Linked DNA regions of Homo sapiens: region 2 is linked to region 1. The links are chromatin contacts, found by Hi-C or POLR2A ChIA-PET in ENCODE. All regions are on one chromosome and are shown on one strand. Each heading gives the region's core, a stretch centred on a gene start or an enhancer-like site at or near the end of the contact. The rest is flanking DNA. Distances are from core to core; before and after follow the strand shown.

The links. Hi-C counts contacts between places; a loop is a spot of excess contacts on that map. ChIA-PET counts read pairs that join two places held with the same protein, here RNA polymerase II (POLR2A). Pooled maps may share reads with other maps.
Region 2: a loop to region 1 is called in a pooled map, with 5 times the contacts of the local background. The contact joins two enhancer-like sites. A Hi-C loop is called at or near these places in 3 of 37 single-sample maps with no recorded cell type and 9 of 50 pooled maps. POLR2A ChIA-PET finds 5 or more read pairs at or near these places in 1 of 52 experiments (WTC11).

What each region holds. Positions count from the first base shown.
Region 1 is chr9:96,006,632-96,013,100 of GRCh38, forward strand. ERCC6L2 (ERCC excision repair 6 like 2) reads left to right here. Exons shown (of 19, transcript NM_020207.7): 19 at 5,594-6,469. Among named protein-coding and RNA genes, the nearest start is that of LINC00092, 12 kb to the right of the region's middle. Within about 2 kb of position 3,245, at least 5 of the 41 ENCODE cell types and tissues checked have a DNase peak (open chromatin) inside an H3K27ac peak, as active enhancers do.
Region 2 is chr9:95,819,547-95,825,916 of GRCh38, forward strand. The region is part of intron 2 of ERCC6L2-AS1 (ERCC6L2 antisense RNA 1); the gene reads right to left. Among named protein-coding and RNA genes, the nearest start is that of ERCC6L2, 53 kb to the right of the region's middle. RefSeq lists a silencer at 161-455 and an enhancer at 3,538-3,747. Within about 2 kb of position 3,430, at least 3 of the 41 ENCODE cell types and tissues checked have a DNase peak (open chromatin) inside an H3K27ac peak, as active enhancers do.

The sequences.
Region 1 (6,469 bases), core at 1,995-4,494:
AGATCATGTCAGAGAGGTGAAAACAGAAAGAGGGAGGGCCTGGAAGCAGTGGAGGGCAGTACCCAAACCACAGGCCACGCTCTGGCCTTTGAGAGGCATTGAAAGAGAAGGGACAAACACAGGCACAGATGTGACATTTTCTCAATGAGTTGAGAACTGAAGCCATAAGTTCAGAGGGAGAAAGATTTAGGGAGAGAGAAGTTAGGAAACAAATCATTTATAAAGTAGGAAAGCAAGCTTAATGGGACCAGAATTTCTGGGTGGTGTTAAGTTCCCATTTGAGAATAATTTCAGGAAAATCATCTGTCCAGTATGCACATTTTATTCAGCAAGCTTCAGTTGCTCTGTTGCAGAAACAAGTAGAAAGATGGCTGGGTCTGACCAGGGGTTAGAATGGAGGGAGAGAGAAGCAAGGAAGCTGAAGAATGTTTGTAAAGGAGTGATTATAAAGTTAAACCTAAGCTGGACAAGGGAGGCTGATGGATAGTGTAAAAGCACAAGAGTCAGTGAATTTGAGGACTTGAGGTTACCAGCATATCCCCCAGCATTGCTGTTGTGGGCAGTCATCAAGCAGCTGAGCTGGAGCCTTAGATGACTAAGTCAGGGACATGGAGGTTGAGCTGTTGATGGTAATGACAATGGCAATTTATAAACTTGGGAGTAGGGGCTAACATGGAGTTAAGATGAGTTTGGAGGTGAGCTAAAGAAAGTGGTGGGCCAGATATGGGTGGGACATCCACATGGATATTGATGTTATCAAGAATGATGGCAAGAGATGGGGTGGGAAGCAAGATTAATCCAGGATCTTGAGAGTTTAGCTGCTAGCAGGAAGCAATGAAGGGGTCACTGAAGATTGAGGAGAGAACAGTTTAGCTGGATGGCATAAATGTTAAAGAGGGGAAGGAGTTTTCTGAGAAAAGAATGGTCTGGAAGCAGCATTGTCTAGAAGCACTAACCCTGAGGTTGGAGAGCTGTGAGATGCAAGAGCCTTGCCTTGCAAGGGCCGCATGGGAAGAGGCAATATCAGCAGAGCACAGGACCATTCAGCATAGAAGCAGAAGACTCGGGGGACTCTTGGTTCCAGGGGCACGGAGGGATGGCTTGGAAGGGTGAGGGATTGGATTAGATCAAGATGTACAGTAGGAGGAGATGAGAGGCCAGTGGTAATGGATGACAGAAGTGAACAGGGATGGGAGGCATGGTTGGACTGGTCCTGCTGGCTTCTGGGGGCAGTGGGAAATGTCTCTGGGTTCAAAGTACTTCCTGCAGGGGTTTGGCGACTCCCAGGCAGCTGGTTCCTCAGCTGCCCAGGGAAGAGCTGGCCCCGCAGCTCTTTGGAGTGCTGGCGTGGCTGGTTGGAGTATGGCTCTCAGCTCTCTGCAGTTGCAGAGAAAGGTGACCACCTTCCACACTGCCACACAGTGTACCTACCCACAGAACAGATCGGCAACAAGGATTTTTGCAGAGTGTGCCTTTTCACTTTGGGCAAATATTTTGCCAGGAGACTGACCATATACCTTTTTTTCCCTAAGTTTGCATGCGTTCTCTGTTCTCGATCGCCTCCAAGAGCCATGTTGGGACACTGGTTTGTTCTGTTCTGGGCTTCAATGTCAGTGCAACTTTAATATCTTCCCTAGATATATTGTATGCTGCTTATAGTCCTTTTTCATCTTCTTTGCTCACCAGTGCCTTCTTAAAAGGTGGTTTTGAAGCTGCCTCTTCAACCTCATGATCAGTAAGTTTGGAGGGGGACTCCTTTGTTGACTGGTAGTCTCTGAGTGAATTATCTAGCTTTCTTTTCCATGTATTTGTGACCTTACAGAGATTAGGGAACTTTGCAGGTGTTAATTCTTTGTGCCCTCTGAGTCAGAAGACTAAGAAATGGAAGTTCTTCCCCATGTTTCTCAATGAGTCGTCCTTCAATGCTCATGAATTTCATTATGTCACAACCTGCACCAGGGAGCAGTGAGGCATGATTGAATCCTTCCTCAATGAAACTTCACATTATAACATATGAGGTCATTTCAGAAAAGGTTGTGATGAGCTTAAACTGACTTATGAAGGCACACCCAGTGACCCCAAGGTTAGGGTCGGTACCAAGTTGAAAGAGTAATCGTGTTATCTTGATGTCAAGACCCTTGCTAGCTAGTCATGCTGCGGCTTCGTTGAAGTCACATGCTGGGTTGAGTTTGACAGAGGTTGTGGTGCCTCCTGGCTTGACAGCTGAGAGTAGAGCACTGAATCTTTTGTTTATCTGCTGCATCAGGTTACAGCTGGGTTTGCACACAGCATTATAGATAAGCGAGAAAGCAGCCTTCACAGCCTTGCACTTGGTGGTAACATTACCCATTTTTCCAGTCAGGTATGCACCATGGTGCTATTTTTATTTTGCCTTTCTCTCCAACAATTGATCTGTCCAGCCTGATGAAATCCTTCAGCTCCGGCACCAGATCAGATGTTGCAATCAGCATTGTGAAAGTGACTGATACAGCACCTGCTGTGGTCGGGGAGTTTGCTTTTGGAATGGACACAATGCTGTACAGCATGCTGCATACGCATCTTGAGCCGTGGGCAGAGCGATGACAGACTCGTCAGCTTCGTTGAGTTCTAGTGGCATGTTCAAGTGTTTCAATCACTATGTGCCTTATTGGCTTTGGTTACCAATTAGGGATGTAGAAGTAAAACTGTCCAACCATGTACATTTTACCACCCTCTTTTCCATTAACTGTCCTAGTCAATCAGAATCAAGACTGCACCTCCCTCTACTGCAGTCACATGATCATCTGAATGAAGTGTTCAGTCCTCCTCTCCTTCCGGAAGCTTAGGCAGACAGAAGATGAATTTAGGTGTGTTCCACCTCCCTTCCTCCAGAAAGAGAGAGGATTTTGAATTGTATCCATGATACATAACTGCTTTTGATACACTTGCTGAAAGATACATATCTTTGGTTTCTTTTTTTCCCCCTTTCCCTAAGTGGGTTATGGAAGTCTACTCTAGTTAACTAACTTTTCTTCACAAACTGGCTGGCTTATGCCCCCTGTTTGTACCCTGCAGTTCCTTAAATTCTTAGAGAAAATTCTGAAGGCCCAGAATTAGGAAAGCCAGTTAAAAGGCAGAAATAAAGTGAATGATAATTATAGCTTATCCTGTAAGCAGCAACCATGTGGCATAGTGTACTTGCAGACTACTCAGATAAAATGAGGTTAGAAGCAGCTCTCCTCCCAGAGGTGACAGCTCACAGGGTCACGGGTGAGGTCGTGGTTTCAGCACAGCAGAGGTGAAGTTACTTTGGCAGTTGCTGAGACACCACCAAGCCTTGGATAAATAAAAGACATCAGCTTGTAACCTTGCCAATCACTTAATCTTTACAAACACAAATATTTAATAGAAGGGCCATGAAAATGGATTTGAAGATGAAAAATAGACAGAATAATATCTCATTACTTCATGTGAAGTGAAAACTGGAACCTCTTAAGAACATGCTTGTTACTTTCCAACAAGAACATTGGCAATTTCCAGGACAGAAAGTTGGAGTCATGTGTATGTGTTACTAAATATTCTGTTGGAGATGAAAGTGGCTGTTGATCAAGCATGTATAGTATCTGGATTTCGGGAAGTTAACAAGACAGTGTAGTGAGGACTAGAAGCCACAGGCCCATCTGAAGCCACAAAAGAAAGTTGTGAGTGTGCTTTATGGTCTGCCCCTAAAAGCAAAGGAAACACAAACTATGTAACCTGGTCTACGTGGCAGAAAGAAAAGTGGCATTGAAGCTCCTACTAACATACATTAAAAGTAATTTTTTTAATGCTAAGGATTCTCTGTTTTGCATAGGATAAAATTCAAACTTCTAAACTTGGCCTACGGACCCCCTATGATTTTTAGCCTCTTCCTTGCAGTTTCTCCTGCCCCTCTGTGAACCAGGTCATCTTGGACCTGAGCCTGTACATGCACCCTCTCCCCCTGGGAGACTTCCTCACTCATCATTACCTGACTGACTTGTCAGGAAGAGACACCCTTTCTATCCACCTTGCCTACCACCAATCACTGACCTAGGTTCCCTTTCTATGAATGCCAGTAGTGCCCCATATTTACCTCATGGTAAATTTACATTATGGGTTTATCACTCTATTCTACTTTGATTTTCATGCATTTGTCTAGCCCAAGTAAACTGTAAACTCCTTGAAGATAGGAAACGGAGTCTTATTTGCTGTTATATAGTTCCTGCTATAGTGCTTAGCACATAACAGGCTCTATAAATATTTGTTAAGTGAATAAATAAATGAATGTTTTAAGGAACTATGGTGTAAAATATAATTTCTAAAACTTTAGGACTTTTAATCAAGTGCTGCTGCACTCACTATCTATGACTTTTGTTCAAAGGAGTATTTATAAACATTGAGCTGTTCTATCTCATGGCCCAAACTCATCATCAGCAAAGCAATACCCATTGTCTTAGTCTGCTTGGATTGCCATAACAAAATACTATAGACTGGGTGGCTTAAACAACAGAAATTCGTGTCCACAGTTCTGGAGGCTGGATGGCCAACAACAAGAAGTTAGCTGATTCAGTTTCTGGTGAGGGCCCTCTTCCTGGCTGGCAGGTGGCCACCATCTCCCTGTATCCTTACATGGCAGAGAGGAAGAGACAGAAGAGAAAGAAACTGTGTGGGTTCTCTGGCATCTCTTCTAAGGACACTAATCCTGTTGGATCAGGGTCCCACCCGTATGACTTCATTTAACCTTAATTACCTCCTGAAGGCTCTAACTCCAAATACTGTTACGTCCTGGGTTAGGGGGCTTCTGCATGATTTGGGGGAGGGGCACAGTTTAGTCCATGGCACCCTCATTTAGGGAAAGGAGCAGGGCTCATTGCCCAGGTCCCTAAATCTTTCTGCCTCTATCTTACCAAGGTTCTTGAAGGCCCATTTCCTCATACATGCATACAACAGCTTTTATTAGTATCTTACACTAAGAATACAACACATTTCTTCTAATAGCATCTCACTCCTTAGCTTAGGTGTCCATGCCAACTGGGGAAAAAATAGTCTAGGTTTATCAGTTTAGAACTTTCCTTTGGGCTCATCAAAAAGTCTTGTGCGATTTCTATGTTGTATTTGTAAAAGAAGGGGAAAAGGAGAGGGAAGGGAAAAAAATGTCTTTCTTAATTTTTCAGAATTTGCTCTTTTCGTTAAGATTCTTTGACAATTTCATTTCATGAGACTTGAATACAATATAGATTTTCAAGTACAGAGTCTATAAATCATGATCCTCATGTCAGTCATAAATTGGCTCAAAGGAGGAGTAGCATGCTGGGCCTCCATAATTCCCAGGAAATACCTAATATAATAGCATAAATCAAAATAACTTACAAAGCTGGTGATTTTGTGAGCTAAAATACTTTTCTCAGTAGCATAAGGGTAGAGGCCTCACTCTACTAGGATAAAATGCGTTTTCATTGTGGAATTCAGCAGACGTATGCTAAAGGAACAAGATTACCTTCTGTGGACTCTACATTTCCTCTTACTGGTGATGAGTTCTTTCAAAATAAAATGTAATGAAAATAACCACTAGTTTTGTTCATTTAATCTTTAGAAAACAATTTGAAGAAATGGCCTCTTATTTTAACTCGTCTTCTGTAAACGAATTTGCTAAACATATAACCAATGCCACATCAGAAGAACGACAGAAAATGCTAAGAGACTTTTATGCTTCTCAATATCCAGAGGTAAAAGAATTTTTTGTGGATTCTGTGTCACAATTCAACAATTCTTCCTTTGAGAAAGGAGAGCAGCGCACCCGGAAGAAATCTGATAAAAGAGAATCTCTTATAAAACCAAGGCTGTCAGATTCTGAAACCTTGTCATTTAAAGATTCTACCAACAAAATTTCTCAAGTTTGCAGCCTAAAAACATATAAAAGAAAATCAGTTAAGTTTCAGAATCATATTTCCTATAGAGAAGAGGTGTTTTTTAATGATGCAGAAACTAAGAAATCACCTGTTAGTTCTACTCAAGAGATTGACAGTGGGAAAAACAGCCAGGCATCCGAAGATACTGTGACATCCCGTTCTCTGAACAGTGAGTCTGAAACACGTGAGAGAAGGTTAGAAAATACCATGAAAGACCAACAGGACCTCACAAGAACGGGCATTTCAAGAAAAGAACCCCTTCTCAAATTGGAAAACAAAAAGATAGAAAATCCAGTGCTGGAAAATACTTCTGTGATAAGCTTACTTGGTGATACCTCTATTCTTGATGACCTTTTTAAAAGTCATGGGAACAGTCCCACACAACTGCCAAAGAAAGTTCTTTCAGGGCCCATGGAAAAAGCAAAACAGAGACCAAAAGATTTCTGGGACATCTTGAATGAGCAGAATGATGAGAGTCTTAGTAAACTCACAGACTTGGCAGTAATAGAGACTCTGTGTGAAAAAGCACCTCTAGCAGCACCCTTTAAAAGGAGAGAAGA
Region 2 (6,370 bases), core at 2,180-4,679, 190 kb before region 1:
CTGCTCTTGGGCTGGAGTAGATGTGGGTCCCATGCTAAAAGATGTGTGGCAGAAAAAGAAGCCGGTGCTGCAGGCACCCTTTACCTTCCAGAACGCATGCACCTCTGCTGCTGTGATGCCCAGTGAGGATAGGAAGCAGAAAGAACATAATTACATCCTGCAGGAAAATCCTCTCCTGTAGCGCCCTTACTTGGAATTCTATTTCTCTTTCTTTAAAGGAAAAGGAAATTCCTGAGGGCTTAAAGAATGTCTGTCAGTGCCTCCCTCAGGTGTCAGAAGAGGGGAGGTTTGGAATTCTAACAGAGCTGAGCCGAGAGGAAAGGCCAGGCTTGAGGCGTGACCTAGTAGGTGGCCTCTGTAGGTGCGACTGCACGCCTCTCCTCCATGGAGGGACCCAGGAGACGCCGCCTTCTCAACAGTGCTGTGAGGGCAGACTTGGGTGGCGCTATGGGAGGGAGATCAAGGATGCTCCTGCCCGAAAAGGGAGGCAAAAGTGATTAAGAAACAAAAAGGAAGAGGAAAGAACAATGAATGGATGAAAATGACCTGATATATCAATACAACAGAATAATATTTAACAATAGAAAGAATTACGGATGAACCATACACACAACATGGAGAATCTGAAATAATGTATGCTAAGTGAGGAAGTCAGACAGGAGTACTGCTATGTGACTCCACTCACGCAACACTTCAGAAGATGCAAGCCCAGCCTTATAATGGGAAGCAGATGAGTCCGTGGTTGCCAGGGATGAGGAGTGGAAGGAGGAGCGAGGAGAGATGACGTGAGGAGAGGGAGGACGGAACTTTTGGGGTTGCTAGATATTTTCATTGCCTTCTATGTGCTGATGGTTTAATGGGTATAATTCATACATCAAAATTTACCAAATCGTACAGCTTAAATATATGTACCTTATTGCGTTAATTGTATTTTGATAAAACTGTACTTTTTTTAACAAAGAAAAAGAGGGTCGGGTGTCGTGGCTCACGCCTGTAATCTCAGCACTCTGGGAGGCTGAGGCAGGCGGATCAAGAGGTCAGGAGATCGAGACCATCCTGGCTAACATGGTGAAACCCCGTCTCTACTAAAAATACAAAAAATTAGTCGGGTGTGGTGGTGGGCGCCTGTAGTCCCAGCTACTCGGGAGGCTGAGGCAGGAGAATGGCGTGAACCCGGGAGGCGGAGCTTGCAGTGAGCTGATATCGCACCACTGCACTCCAACCTGGACGACAGAGTGAGACTCCGCTTCAAAAAAAAAAAAAAAAAAATAGGAGTAGTACTAGCGGACTAGCATTAGCCAGCCATTTATGAACCACAGATACACTTTACTACAGATTCGTGCCTATTCACAGCAACGTTGTGGTTACTTACCCACATTTGTACAAGAAGGAAGAGGTCAAGTAACTTGCCTAAGGTCACTCATTTAGAAACAGAGGAATTTGACTTCAAAGCCAATCTCGTGTTTTTTCCATCTTGCCAAAACCATGATAGTGGGGTTGTTTTTTTTTTTTTTAATGGCCACATATTACTCTCCCCTCATTGACTTCTCCCCTTCATTCTGTATGGGCTTACAACTGCTTCAGACAATAAGTATGAAGAAAGTGACTATATAACTTCCGCTGCTAGGTCAGAGAAAGTGACACCGCTTCTATCTCTTCTAGTCTCTTGGACTCTTGTGCTTGAAATACTTGCTCTTAGAATGTTTCCTCTTGGAACCTATCAGCCGTGCTATGAGAAGCCCAAGCCACGTGGAGAGGCCCCATACTTGTAAGTGGTTTGGTCAACAGTCCCAGTAAGTCCGGCTTGGAGCAGCCCAGCTAGGCATGCGAGAGAAGACACCATCTTCAAAGTAAATCCTCCAGCCTCAGTTGTTCCAGTCTTCCCAGCTGAGGCCCCAGACACCACAGAACAGAGACAAGCCATCTCTACTCTGTCTTTTCCAAATTCTCAATCCACAGAATCTGTAAGCCTACTATAAAGGCTATTTTATGTCACTAAATTTGGAGTAGTTGGTTATGCTAGACAACTAGAGTAGTAATTTTGTCTTGGGCTGGCTTGATGGTATAAGTGGATCTAAGCAATATATCCATGGTTTGGGACTATATTGACTACAAAAACAACAAATTAATCCTTCATCTGTTATCAACTCTAGTCTAGTTTTATAGAAATGTCATGTGGTCCCCTAAATGCTGTCATTCAAATAAGACCTTCTTGGGCCAAACAACCAATACATCTTCCTACGTAAGTTTAAATAAAGTCTTTCTGGCTTATGTGAGATCATGAAAGCCTCCTTTTGACACAATAATCCCATGCTCTGTAGTCTGTAAAGTCATTTGGAATTACATGGCAAATGACATTTATAAAGCAACAACTAGCCGGTGGAAGCAACGTTAAATCAGAACATTTTAGTAACTTCAATTTTTATCAAGAGTAGTATGTTTTAGGCTATATTTCTTAAACAAGAAGGCTTGGTCAAGTTTACATTTATTCAGATACCCAAACCATGTCCAGATTATATTTGAACATTTCTTTGAGGGCTCTATGTCCCATTTAATTGCTTTTGACAAGCATGATACCCTCTAAACCTAAATAATGTGTTTCCCCTGAAAACCCCCTCAGCTAAAAACACATTCTACTCCAAGTAAAATGGTTGCATCATCTAAATTCCATTATCTGTAGCATTTTGTAAAAGGCCATGAACTAAGAATGTGCCCTTGTTCTTGATCTCAGGGCGTCTGAAAAAAGACTTGAGCATGAAGCCAGGAGGGGTCTGGCCGCTCGCCCAGGTCTTGATCTCCAGGCTCTCAGCTCACCAAGGTGGGATGCAGCAGCTTGCAACTTCTTGGGGGAAAATAGTTCTTGAGAAATAATTTCAAGGGGTAAACTGGTGATTTTTTGGACAGAGCTTGGGAGAATATCTGGGGCAGAACCGGAAGAAGGGAGAATGTGTGAGAGCTAAAAGGAGGCAACAGCAGGAGCTAAGAACGAGGACAGGGGAGGAAAGAGTGGGCTCAGAGCAGGGGAGGGTGGTGAAGTAACACCAAGAACTCTGAAAACCCTTGTCGCCAACTGTGACTGTCTTCACAAATCCCGACGGTAAAGGCTGCGTGACTCTCCTGGTAACCCTTCTGCCTCGAGGGCCTTTGGCCCTGCCCAACCAATGGTCATGCTGCTGTGTTGGACCCATGAACTGCAAATCCCTTTAGTGAGTGTGTGCAGAGGACTGTGGCAGAAATCCACATGAGAGACTTAGGTACTGCAGTGATCCATCATCTGGGAAGATTAAGTGGCTCTGGTGGCTTCCACGCTACCATCTGACTGTGGTCATCTTGAAAGTTAACTCTTCACTTGTTTTTATCAGTGTGGCTAGCATTGCTTCTGTTCTTAGGTTAAAAATACAACAGGGAAAACCCACTCCACCACCACAAAGCTTAAGCCTGGACGTGGCTAGAGGTTGGTTTTATGAGGTTGTCAGAAATGAATCATCAAGCTACTTGAAGCCAGAGACTCCAGGAAATCTAAACATTTGATAATGCTTGTTTTTGCTTAATTTAGTGAAGCAAGGCCAGAGTCAAACCTGCTGCCATGCACGAGGCAGGCAGATTTTTATAAAAACAGGTTTGTCCTCAAGATTCCCAAACGCCTGTGTCATCAGGCTCTGTCTAGCTCTATTGAAGGCCCACCCTCCTGTAAGAAGCACAGATGCAATTCAAGCCAAGTTCAACTGGATTGAAAGCTCCTTGGGGGTTGTTACTGCGCCTCACACAGCTTTGTGTCCCTCAGAGTAAGCATGTGGGTAAGGTCAGGTTCCCCAGAAACAAATCTGTAAGGTGAGGACAGAGGAGGTAGGAGGTGTTTACTAAGGAAGTGCGCCAGGGAAGGCTGGGCAGGAGTGAGGGAAGCAGGATGATGAGGAGGAGAAGAGCCACACCAGGGGTTATCTCAGGCTGCGACCCGTGGGGTGGCGCCAGCCTGATCTTGCAGGGACCTCAAGAGGATAAGGCACCCGTCAGAGCTTGTCCCAGCTGGCAGCAAAGGACCTGGGCTTTCCTATTCTCCAGGCGTGAAGCCCCTAGGAAATACGACCAATATTTTATCCTGTGGGAATATAATTTGGGTAGGGCTCAAGATTTGGAAAATGATGTATGAGCTGATTGTTTTGCCACCTGCTACACAGGTGTTCAAACATGGCAGAATGTGAGTGAGCTTCTCCACTCCTGGTAATAATCAACGGGGTTCCGAGTGCTGAGTTCCTCCCACATTGCTGCTCTTCAGGGAGTGAGCCTCATGGCCCTGGAGTTCTCCATTAGACTAGTCCGACAAAGCGGGGCATGTTCTAACTATCCAAGAAAACCATGCTCCTTACATATTTAGCTATTATGATTACTTTCCACCACAGCAGTCCTAGCCTCTATGATACAAAGAAATCAGAAAAAAAAAAATAAATTGGATCCAATCTATATTGAATGGCTAAGTTTTTATTAATTCAGTTACCTATGCCACAAATATCTACTGTATGCCTTCTGTGCTCCAGGCAATATGCTCGGGTTTTGGAGACACAGAGCAACAAAATATACAGTTTACAAATGAGTGGACGTTCTTGAAACAAAGGCTGGGAGGGATGGAGGGAGGTGTGAGCCTGGAGGCGTAAGCAGGAGTCCTCCCGGGAGCCTCATGGTGAAACCTGTGCTAATGACCATGCGTTTTCACTGCTCAAATATCGCGGGGGCTCTATGCCTCTTAAAATTTTATCAGTGTCCTAATTTTCTTCCACTGCATCCTAGGAGAACCAAAGACCACAAGATGAAAACATATTCAGACACACCCTTTCCCACTCCAAATCACAATTTTCAGGTCAAGCTCCCCTCAAGGGGATGCATTTCATAGAATTTGGTGATTGTGTTCTTTTAGGTGTATTGTCCACTTTTCCTGGCCTTTTTCTAAATTCTTTTATCTTTTGGGAACATGAGACTCACATAAAATAATAAAGGGTTAGATTATCTTTTTAAATCCGCAATATTTTAGCAATATTTACCTCCTTCTAACTTCAGTTATTGTGCGCAAGCTTTTATTATTGGCATGACATTTTCAAGTTCCTCAATTGACCACATATTGGGATTCATTTTTTGATGTGCAGTATCTTGTAATCCTGAGTACAATCCTTAAAAGGAGAGAGAAGGCCAGGTGCAGTGGCTCACACCTGTAATCCCAGCACTTTGGGAGGCCGAGGTGGGTGGATCACGAGGTCAAGAGATAGAGACCATCCTGGCCATCATGGCAAAACCCCATCTCTACTAAAAATACAAAAATTAGCTGGGCGTGGTAGTGCACGCCTGTAGTCCCAGCTACTCCGGAGGCTGAGGCAGGAGAATCGCTTGAACCCAGGAGGTGGAGGTTGTAGTGAGCCGAGATCAGCCACTGGACTCCAGCCTGGCGACAGAGTGAGACTCTGTCTCAAAAATAAATAAATAAATAAATTAAATTAAATTAAAAATAAAAGGAGAGAGAAACACACTAAGAATGGTGCCGCAGTTCATAATCTCTACTTGGGTTCAGCATTGTAGAAATGTAGGTTCTTTCAGCCTGCCTATCTCTCTAGGATTCAAATTGCCTGATTGAGGTAATGTCGGTTCCTTTTTTTGATGGATTTAAATTTTCTGGTTTACACTAACATCCACCAGATCTCCAAGCCGGTGGCACAGCACAGCCATGTTTCGTCACCACCCCAAGTTCAGGATGTGCTCCCGTGGCCCGCGGGCTTTGAGCTGGAACTCCTGCTTCCCTGGGGAAGCACAGGCACATCAGTGTGCTCGGGGTGTTTGCAGAGAGCTGTCCCCTAGGGACCCCACATGGAGGAGTGGGCTCGGCCCCCTGGGTGGTGTTGGGGCAGGGGAAGGATCACACATGGGCCTCAAGCAAAAGTATGATGGTAAGACTGAATAACCGTCCAGGTTTATCACACTCAGACGTGGAATGTAGTACAATTTCCACAGTCTAAGAGAAATAACCATTTTGTGAAACTCTCTCAATAATTTACACTCTTTAAAAAAAAATCAAAGCTGAAATATTTGATGCCACCATTTAAGAATTTGTGACTTCAAACTGAAGTCGTTAGGTTTGCGTCTCTATTCCACAATTTATTGACTCTATGATTCTGAGCAACTTATGCAAAGTCTAAATAATATGCAAAGTGAGAATAATCATAACAATGTCATGGGCTGAATTGTGTTCCCCCCAAAGACATGCTGAGTCCTAAGCCTTAGGAACTGAGAATGGGAACTTATGTAGAAACCCTACTACACATCTAATTAAGTTAAGGTGAGGTCATGAGGGTGGGTCCTACTCCAACATGACTGTGTCCTTATGAGA